Regions from separate parts of the Homo sapiens genome. Here region 2 is linked to region 1. Evidence: chromatin loops called from intact Hi-C (ENCODE). Cell type or tissue: mammary epithelial cell. All regions are shown on one strand. Links, peaks and the distances in the headings refer to the core of each region. The heading gives the core; the rest is flanking DNA. Region 1 overlaps LOC107984402 (a long non-coding RNA gene). Region 2 overlaps MIR100HG (mir-100-let-7a-2-mir-125b-1 cluster host gene).

Evidence for each region. Hi-C counts contacts between places; a loop is a spot of excess contacts. Peaks named below come from ENCODE experiments on the same cell type or tissue, not always from the same donor. Only the 100,000 strongest peaks of a DNase experiment are listed, where the experiment ranks them.
Region 2: it touches region 1 in a loop (3-fold over the local background); 4 of 110 quality-filtered maps call a loop at or near these places.

The regions. Positions count from the first base shown.
Region 1 is chr11:121,889,971-121,895,354 of GRCh38, reverse strand. The region is part of intron 2 of LOC107984402 (a long non-coding RNA gene); the gene reads right to left. Among named protein-coding and RNA genes, the nearest start is that of MIR125B1, 210 kb to the left of the region's middle. In mammary epithelial cell, for the core only: no CTCF peak of the experiment used is centred there; DNase peaks (open chromatin) are centred at 594, 2,294 and 4,764; H3K27ac peaks cover 730 bases.
Region 2 is chr11:122,186,773-122,192,156 of GRCh38, reverse strand. All of the region lies in intron 2 of MIR100HG (mir-100-let-7a-2-mir-125b-1 cluster host gene), which reads left to right. Among named protein-coding and RNA genes, the nearest start is that of MIR100, 37 kb to the right of the region's middle. In mammary epithelial cell, for the core only: no CTCF peak of the experiment used is centred there; a DNase peak (open chromatin) is centred at 2,746; H3K27ac peaks cover 4,360 bases.

The DNA.
Region 1 (5,384 bases), core at 207-5,206:
TAAAAGATGAAATCTAAACCCTTTTACACGACATTTAGGTCTTTCATAATAGCTTCATGTTAACTCATGATAGATCAGTAACACCTGATAACTTTCTTATTCTACAACTGTACTCCATCTTTTCCCTCCAAACTTGGAATTCTCCTACCACCTATCTCCACCCAATTTTACTCATGTTCTAAATTCACTCAGATTCTCACTACTTCCATAATGCATTTCTTGTCCCCATAGATCTTTCCCTTCTCTAAATTCCCACAGCAGTTACTGTCTGTACGTAGTTAGCTAATTGGGTTCTTTGCACTTCAGCTTTCAAAGTCTTATGGCTTATGTAAGGGGCTTACAAGTTCCTTGAGGACAGATTCTCCCACAGTGGCTCATGCCGTGCTGCAGAGCTATCTACATGGTAAGGACATTAACATTTTTTGAACAAATTAGCTAATTAATAATTAAGTTACTCCACCTTATGTCTCTCTCATGCTAGGCTTTTTTTGTTTCTTCTACTGAGCAACAGGGGTTTGTTGTAACTTTCCACTGATCTCTGCCTGTGGTTGCTGGGCTGTGCTGATGATTCAGTCATTACTTGGGTACCCTGCCCCCTTCATGCTCAGACCTAGGAACCCAGAAGGTGAGGGAGGTTTGGATCCAGATTGAGTAACCACGTTATGATACCTTGTTAGTGTCGATTTTGTTTTGGAAGATCTTGTTCCTACTGAACCCAAGGGCAAGAAGTTGCTAGTGGAGACTACAACCAAATTAATTCTTAGCACCATATAATGAAAAGACAACAGAACCATCAACTCTTAAAAGTGATTCCTGGCCCTGGCATGGTGGCTCAAGCCTGTAATCCCAGCTCTTTGGGAGGCCAAGGTGGGCCAATCACCTGAGGTCAGGAGTTCAAGACCAGCCTGGCCAACATGGCAAAACTCCATCTCTATTAAAAATACAAAAAAAAAAAAAAAATCAACCGGGCATGGTGGCATGGCCTGTAGTCCCAGCTACTCGGGAGGTTGAGGCATGAGAATCGCTTGAACCTGGGTGTTGGAGGTTGCAGTGAGACCAGATCACGCCTCTGTACTCCAGCCTGGGCGACAGAGGGAGATTCCGTCTCAATAAAAATTAAACTTAAAATATTAAAAGTGATTCCTGATGATGCTAAAAAAGAAAAGTCATGTATGGCCTTTCCAAACACAATTAGATCACAGGCAATTTCCTGCCCACAGGTGTCCCATGAGCATCACCTGAACTTTCAAAGGCCATTTGCTTGGCCTTGGGCACCCTGTCTAACCATCCACTTCCGACATCCCCTGACCCAAACACCCCCAGGTAAAAGGCGTCTGTAGCCAAAACACTCCATTCTTACTCTGCTCGTCAGATTCAGTCTCCTGAAGACCAGAAAGGCATGAGAACTACATATTCCCTTAAAAGAAAAGCAAAAATAAAATGCCCATTATGTGATCCAAAGCTCCATTTCTGGGTCACAGTTTACTGGACCTACCTAGGACCTCAGAGTGAAGAGATCCAGAGATCATCTAGACTAGCATCTCTCTATGTCTGCTGCTTCTGATGACAAATCCCCGTGGCTTGCCTGATGTGTAATGCTACTGCCTCTGCTTAGATATTACCATAAAGAAGAAGGACCTCCTTCAGCAAATCAATGGTGGGAGATCTATGTGCCATGTGCCAGGGACTCTTTGTTGGTAGAGGAGTAACTGAAGGGCATTTGCCTTGAATGCAGTAGTTGTTTACATTCTAAAATTACTAACCCAACCATCACCACCTGCCCATCAAGAGAATATAAAGAAAGCTTTAGACCATCTTCTCCAGAAACAAGCACATAAACATATTTTCAATGTAATTTTAATAGGTTCAAAAACTCCTGAAACTGACCCATAGATCTCAAGCTAAGAATCTTTACTTTAATGCTGTTTTTGAGGACCATGCAAATGGTGCTGGTCCACGTACTAAAACAACAATTAAATTATTCTGTTTTTGTGGTGAAAAATTCAAGCCTTGGAAAGTGAGAATTTTATCTCAAATTGTAAGAAGTATCCACCTGGAGCAACTGTGTCTCAGGGACACTGAGAAGGTTAGGAACACTGAAAAGAAGTGGGACAGCCTTGCAAGCTCGTTTATGTGGCTGAATATTTCCTTGACGTGCTCATTGACATTGTGCAATGGAAACACCACACTCCTCAGCATTGTGTTGGCAACTCCTAGGTTTCTGAAGGTTAATGATTTTATGGGTCCAGGCCTCACACATGTTGCACCTTTCAAAAGCTTCATTTCTCTTTTGTTTGGAGGAATTCCCAATGACTTTTAATTAAGTGTTTTCTCTGTTGGCAGGAAGGAGACAATAAAGGGAAAGGGTTTGTGCATTCTTGCTCACAAAGCCAATGCTATGTATTTGTGGTCGATGATTGATGGGTGGAGCACTTAAGGTTGCAATTGCAAAGTAAAACCCACAGGTAGATGTTGCCTATAAAAACAGTCTTGGGAAGGTATCTTCTGCCGCACTTGCATGGTGCATTCCATGGTCTATTTGGACTCTTGAAGCTTTCTTAGGCATTGGGCTCTTGCTCCTAGGGGCATGTACTTCCTGAAGAACTTATGGACAAGAAGTCAGCCCACTTGAATGAACTGATGTCAACAGAGAGCTGGACCAGATGTTTGGGGAAGGGAAGAGGTGTGGAGATAATTACTAGAGTAGGGGATACATGTGTCACTTCTTACAAGGATTGAAAAGAAGTTTCCTATTATGCCAAGTGAGATGACACAAGAAGCAGATCTTATTTCTCAATATTGATGCCTTAGTCCAAAAGGAATGAATCCATTCTTCTGCCTCCAGGCAATGCAACATTCAAAGAGATTGGGTTTTTGTTCTTTTTTCAGCATTCTCAAAGAAGGGCATTCCGGCCTTCTTTAACCTTGCATTCCAGAGCCTCACAGTGCCTATACTCAGGAAATAACTTCCTCAGGTTTAACTTCAATCCCTCTCCCTGCAATGTGAGACCATTGCTATCCTCCAAGGATTGGAAGAACAGCTGCCTGGCACCTTGCCAGTCACATCATTCCACTTTCCCATTGTTCAGCAAAGGAAATGGCTCTGGGAATCTGTTGCTTGGCTCCTCGTCCGTCACCCAGCAGGAACCCAGGCCAGATCTTCAGGCTCCTTTGAACAGTCACTTTGCTGCTGCACCAGGTATCTACTTGGAGCACTATTTTCCCAAGCTTCTAAAATTACCACAAGTGACTTATCACCCTCTGAAAACAAAACTCTCTCTAAGGGGCTTTGAGAGATGATATAAAAGAATGTTCTACATTTTTGCAGTGCTTTACCTAACATTTGTGCCCACAGAATTTCCAAGATAGGCCTTATAGCCATCATTTTAAAGATAAGGAAATGGGTCCAGCAAGATTGGCTCAACCAAAGTTCACGCAGATAAGAAGAACAGAAGCCAAGAGTTGGCCTTCAAATTATGATACTTTTAAGTTCAGCACTCTTTCCACTACACCAGAGTAAAGTTCTGGACCATGGATGTCTTGCCTTTGTGATTCTTAGTCTAACAAACTAGAGAGGCAGATACACAAGGAAATGAGTGTTAAACTCTTCAGTCACAAGAACTGTGGAATCAGTTGGGGTTGGTTAGGAGAACAGCAAGAAAGCCTCGTGGGATAGGTAGCATTTTAGGATAGTTAAGGGAGGTTCTAGAGACAGAGCGACCTGACTTACAGTCCTGGCTCTAACACAGGCTGTGTGACACCAGACAGATTCACTAACCTCTGAGCTTCAGTTTCCTCATGTATGAAACGAAAATAATATCTTTTTCACAGGGTTATTTTGAGAAGTAAATGAGATAATTAATATAAAGTGCTTAGCACAGGATCTGACAGATAGAAGAGCTAAATAAATTTTTAAATAATAACTATTCATGTTAGGGAGTGAATAGAGCAATGAAACTGAATGGAGTTAAATTGGGAAAGGTTTCATTGAGGAAGTGAAAGTGCAATAGGAATTTGAAAGCAAGATTGGGGCTTAGGGGAGAGGACAAGAAGCGGATTATTTCTTTGCCCTCAGTCTCGCGTAGGGAGGCTAGTTTAATCTCTGCATGGGGGTTCCCAACACTGCCTGTCTGCAGATTTTCAGATTTTTAAGTCACTTTCTGGAACAGTGTAAAAGCAGTACATCATAGGCGAGGCTGTGGACGGCTGGCTTACAGGATATATGGGGAGATGCCAACGTTAAAGCAAATTCTATCCTAGAATGAGGAACAGCTTCAGTATAACTCCATTAAAAAGGGAGTGTGCTGTAATGTTGAGCTATTCTTAGTGTGGATAACTCCTTAAAAGGTTAAGTCTAATGAGCTGGCTTGCTTGCCATAGATGTGCTGCTTCTGATACAGATGAGAGGGATGACCTCTTTAAGATTCTACAAATTATTGGAAATAGGGATATTGCAATTCTTGGAACTTTCCCATTGATTGATTAAGTAAATCATCTACTAAATGCAAATCTAATTTGAAAGGTATACATTTAACAGAATTAATAAGTGAATTGAGTAGGCAAAACGTTAGAAGTAGCCAAAAAATGCCCTAACTGATTGGAGACTTCTAAACAGGCTCCAAAGAGTGAGGAACTCAAGAAGGAAATTACTGGAGGCTCTTAGGGATTGTGGCAACACTGCTTTGGACATCTGCCCAATCCAGTGTGGATTTGTGGAACATGAACCACAATGCCACAACTATTTCCAAAGGCATGTAAATCAGGAATCAGTTTCTGTTGGTGTATGACAAGCCATTTAAGGCGCCCAGGCTGAAGGACTGTGGGATGTCCATCCTGTGCCTTGGTGCTGCCAACTCACAATGTGGGTTTCTGTGACTAGTGGAATGGAGCCAGGTAGTTCCACAGGCTACGCTGCCCTGAATGTTCCTCCTGCCTGGATTGCTGGCAATGCAGAGGGAAACACTGGTCTGGGAGACCCAGTTCATAACCTGCTTTGGAAGGACACTCCTCAAAAACAGGTGCTGAAATTAGATAAGCAAAGGGAAAATGGAAAGGGAGAAAGAAAATCATATTTATTTAAAATCTACTCTATGCTAGTCACTTTACATACATTGTTTTATTTAATCCTCACAGCAATCCCCAAGATAAGTATTATTAAACTCACTTTACAAAGGTTTAGTAGCAGTACTTGGATTGGAAACCAGGTCTGACTCACTCCAAAGTCTACAAGTCCACAGTTTTTTTACTTCACAAGGTTGCCTCAGGGAAATGAACTATAGTCTAATTCCTCTGAGACATTAGGATCTGTGTGTTAGACTAGAATGAGCTAGGGTTGCAGAGTTGGTTTCAGATAATGAAGACATGGAATCACTGAGTATCACGTC
Region 2 (5,384 bases), core at 292-5,291, 300 kb before region 1:
CTCCATTTCCTCCTCTTTAAATGACCATAAGCAATGGCAGCATTTTAAAGTCACACTCATACAAGTGGCCTTTAGAGAAGTTTGATTTCATTAGTCTTATACTCTGGTCAGATGTAGGCAAGGGCAAGGAACATCTAACAGATACAGAACGACCCACTAAAAGAATCTGAACTCTTTTGAGTGCTTTTCAAAGACTATGGGTGAAATACTAAAATGTAATTGACACAGTGTGTTCAGGCATGCAGTGTAAATGATCCTTCACTCCACGTGCTCCATCAGTTCTAGACAGCCCTTGGCCATCTTGTGGGAAGAAACCCCTGCTTTGTCTCCCTCGTTCCCACTGATACCAACACTGAGCTGATCATTATAGAGGAGAGTGACGCCAGTGCTTTTCCATGTGGCTGTGAACGTGGCCCTGAAAAGCATCAAAAGAAACATTAGAGATTTGTCACTCACTCTTGCTTAATGATGAATTCAAGGAAGCTGAAAGTGGAGGCCCATCACTCCCAGCTATGGGCTTGAAGTTATGGCCAGTTGGTAGTCCTCTTTCTCCATCCATTACTGCATCCACCTGGACCTAACTGTTCTAAGAGCTACCTTTCTAAAACTTATGTAAGGAAAGAGAGCATGACTCTTTTCTTGGAATATGAAGTCTATGAGATATCAATACAAATTCTACAAAATAAGGAGGTATTCTAAGGTCAAACAAGTTTAAGAAATCCTGAATATGTCCCCACTGGACATTCAAAATGTACATCAGCATAGTTAAGGCTGTAAAATAAAAATAATACAATAAAGTAAAACATTTGCTTTCCCAGTGATTTGACTTTAGAACTGTTTTATTTAGTAATACTCATTAACACCTTGAATACTTCTTGCTTCTAGTTTATAAGAAGATAATGTTCTTACAGAAGTCTCAGTAAATAGTCCTCTTGAAGGCTGAAGTCCATGCTTTAGACTGAAAAAAAGTTGAACGTAGCTTGGATAAATCTTATAACTGAGGAATACATGCTTACCATCCAAAGGTTCTTTTTAATAGCCAATTATTTATTAAATTGGGGGTTTGCCGGGGAGGTGGGAGGTGAAATAAGCAATCAGCATTCGAGCCCATTCCTTATTCAGAAAAAATTTTTTTCTCTTCTATTACTGGCTAGATCTCATGGAAAATCCCTTGAAAATGCTGAAATGAACTTTTCCTCTCCCTCTCTTCTGGCTGTTTGCCTTTTTTTCATAAAGAATGAGTGTAGATTTGATCTGTAACTATTATAGTTTATATTTGATGGGACCCTATGGAAAACTACTAGCCAAGAGAAAGAGTAATCACTAGTAGTTTTAACTGTAATCACAGAGAAATCCTTCCCTGTCCTTCAACCTTTCCATGGCTCTGTAATTGTGAGCCGTATCTTTCATAGGACGTTTCCCATAGGTGCTAAGATCATATTTTCTCTCCATATAGGTTCTCCAAAGTATCTTTTTTTTTCTACCCACAAAAATAGACAGGGAGTCAGGCAATGGGATCAACTCTATTCATCATACATATCATTTTATACCTCTCCAAGGAAGCTTTTCTTGATCAATTTTCTTCTCTAATCACTGCTTCTCCCAGCATTTCTTCTGAATCTATTTAATGCGTAGGATATTATTTTACCTATGGTGTCACAATACTTTGCAACTGATCTTAGTTTATTCATCTGTGTGTTTTCTCTGTCAACTAGAATTTAAAGTTCATTGGAGGCAGGTACAATATATTTAATTTTTTCATACTATCTTCAAAGTCTTACATGCAGTAAGACTTGTACAGAGTTTTATACATAGTGGGCATTTGCTTATTTGAATTAAAAATAATCTACGTGGAATGAATGTCAGGACATCTACTCATCTCCTAGGTTTTCTATCGATATGACTGGAACGTGAACATTGGAGTCCTCCTGACCTGAGCTCAAATCCTAGGCCAAAAACATCAGTAATCTTTGTGCTCTTAATCAAGCTACTCTTCTTCTCTGAGTTTCCATTTTCTCATATCCACAATGGAGATCTTGTATCTACCTTTTCCTAAAAGACTGTATGAGGAATAGTTAGAAGTTTAAGTTCTGATGTCAGACAGTTCTGATTTGAAAGCCCTCTCTGCTACTTGCTACCTCATATTGAAAAAATTGGTTAACCTCTGATGAGCCTCATTTTCCTCATCTGTGAGTTAGGATCCATAATAGGATTTATGTCATGAACTTGTTTGGATTAAATGAAATAATGCAAGGAAAACTTAGAATGGTACCTGATACCTAGCAAGCATTCAATTAATGTTAACTGCTGCTGTTGAAGAGTACCTAGAATACCTGATGCTGGTGGGCTCAAATAAACCATAGTTCTTTCTCCTACTAATTCCCATCTTTAAATCCATTGCCATGGCAGATGCACTTTGCAAATCTGTTGGCTAAATGCGTAACTTTCATTGCAGGAATGGCATTCTGCCTGTTTTGCCTATCTTAAATGGCACAAAATTCTTCTGAAGGAAAAGACTTTCTCAGGAAGATAATCCATATCTGGATTGAAAAGAGCTTATGTTTTTAAAGTGTGGGTTGGAGACATTTTTTAATTGAACGCAGCCATTTTTTATCATGTTGATTTCCTCAGGATATGAATCAGAGAGAAAGAACTGAAGTCTTGTCTCAGGAAGAAAGAGGGCAGGCAGAGGATTTTTCACTGGTAAGGCAACTTGCACACTTGTCCTTTTCATAGTGAGTCATGATCTATGATACATTTCATAGCAATGTCTATGAGTTTCCAATTCTGGAATTAGACATGCCAGCCAAATAAGGGAGGGAGAAGAGAATAGACTTTTAATCCACCTCATTGCCATTCAGAGTTCTAGAAGCGGAGCTTCAAGAAAAGGAGTATTCTAGCACCCACTTTTAGTCTTATCTTTAAACACATTGAGAAAGAGAATTAGCTAATTACTTTCCAAATGCTTCCAGCAGAGCAATTCCACGGGGTTTTTTTTCCCCCAATAACTAGCTCTAGTGTTCCAGAAAAATCAGTCTCCCTAATCTCTTTCCAAATCTTTTTTTTTTTTTTTCCTCTATGACTTGAGGCTAACTTTTCTTTTTCTTTGTTTTCATACTGGCTGACCTAAGCTCTTCTTAAAATGACGCCATGAATTTTTTAAAGTTATTAGGCCTACCTTCCCTAGTTTTTTTTTTTCTAATGAAGGAAACTTAACTCTCTTTAAAAGCTCTCTTATATCCAATTTTTTTACACTTCAAGTCACTTTGGACTGATGTTCTAAGGATGTTTCCCAGCTATTCTAGTAATGAATAAAAAACACCAATGGTTTGTTACCATTGGTCCTTCACATCCATGGATTTCACATCTGGGGATTCAATTAACTCTGGATCAAAAACATTTGGAAAAAAAAAGGATTGTTGTGTCTGTACTGCACACCTACAGATTATTTTCTTGTAATTCCCTAAACAATAAAATATAACAATTATTCACATAGTATTTACATTTTATTAGATATCATATGTAATCTAGAGATGATTTAAAGTATACAGGAGGATGTGCATAGGTTACATGCAAATACTAGACATTTTATATAAAGGACTTGAGCATCTGCAGATTTTGGTATTGGCAGGGGATCCTGGAACCAATTCTTCATGGATGCCACGTGATGACAGTATATGCACTTGGGTATCCCCAGGACTTGGTGCTACTCAGAGTATATTATAGGTGCTTAAAATGGTGACTGAATAAATATGACCTTATATTTCTATAGCTTTTAATGCTTTATGGAAAACTTCAATTTCCTTAAAAAGTCCTGTCTGCAGTTGTCTTATTTTCACCTTTTCCACCACCCAAAATAACCTTACCTTTGGTTATAAAGTCAGTAAGTTTTACAGTGGAGACCAGAACTTGGTCTCCAGTTCCCAGCCACACAAGTTTATTGCCTTAACCTGAACATTTGCTAAAGTGGTGGTGCTAGTGTTTTGAAAAATGTAGACCTCCCAAACTCAACCTTGTACTCATATAATGAAGAGAATAACAAGAGTGCAGACCAGTTCTACTATGTCTTTGTTTTGGGAATATATCTGAACATCATGTTATTTTTAAATTGTAAAATGTGACTTGTTCATACTTAGCTTTTATTCTTCTCTGAGCTTGAGCTCCAATTCTCACTGCCTTTTCTACAAGCTCATCATTTTTTCACATGGTATCTCTACATTGTGTTATGGTATGAAATATTAATAGCCCACAATAGGGCACTTTTAATCTCTTCAACACCAAGATATAGGACATCTTGGTGCCTTGATTAAATAGTGCGTGGTCAGTGTGAGGACCTTGATTCTCCTCCTGGTGAAATTCTTTCTGTCACAAGATTTCTTCAATGTAAAAATCAACAATCATTACTATTCCTTTCATTACTTCACTGGAGTTCGAAGTCAGCCAAAGAAAGATATTAAATAATCAGGGAGACAGGGTCTCTTGCATTGAACTCCTTAAAGGCAGGGACTATGTCAGAAATTTATGCCGAGCGCCGTGACTCACGCCTGTAATCCCAGCACTTTGAGAAGCCAAGGTGGGTGGATTGCTTGAGGTCAGGAGTTCAAGACCAGCCCAACCAACATGGTGAAACCCTGTTTCTACTAAAAAAAAAAAAAAAAAGCCCAGCATGGTGGTGCATGCCTGTAATCCCAGCTACTTAGGAGGCTGAGGCGGGGGAATCGCTTGAACCTGGGAGGCGGAGTTGCAGTGAGCTGAGATTGCACCACTGCCTTCCAGCCTGGGTGACAGAGCAAGACTCTGTCTCAAAAAAAAAAAAAAAGAAAAAAGAAAAGAAAAGAAACTTATGTAGCCCCATCCCCTAATCCAGGGTCTGGCACAGAGCAGGTACTTAATACATTATTAATTACAATTGAATTGACATCTATAAGAAAATTCAAGAAATCTGAGCCTTGTGACTTTGTCCATAATGATGTGGCCTTAGCTAAGACTCTGAGCTTCTGTTTTGTCATCGGTTAAATGGGATCTCTGTCTACCTTTAATGGGAATGTGAGAGTCCTAGGAAATTTGACCTTAAGGAATATTTGTTTTAGACTTCATAGACTAGATGGAGTTCTAGTTTTTAAGTGAATAATTTACAGACTAACGGGCTTTACATGAATAATCAAAGCAAAGGGGCTCTTGGTGACCTACTTGTGAATTAATATTTTTAATTAGTAAGTCATTTTTGACAAATTCACACAACCCTCGATATCTGTTTGTTTGATTTCCTTTAATTCACTTTCCATTATGGTCAACTTTACTATTGAAATGAAATCATCAACTTGAAGATATGTTGAGAAATGGTGTTACAGTCTGGGTTCATAAATCTTAACAGGAAGAACCTG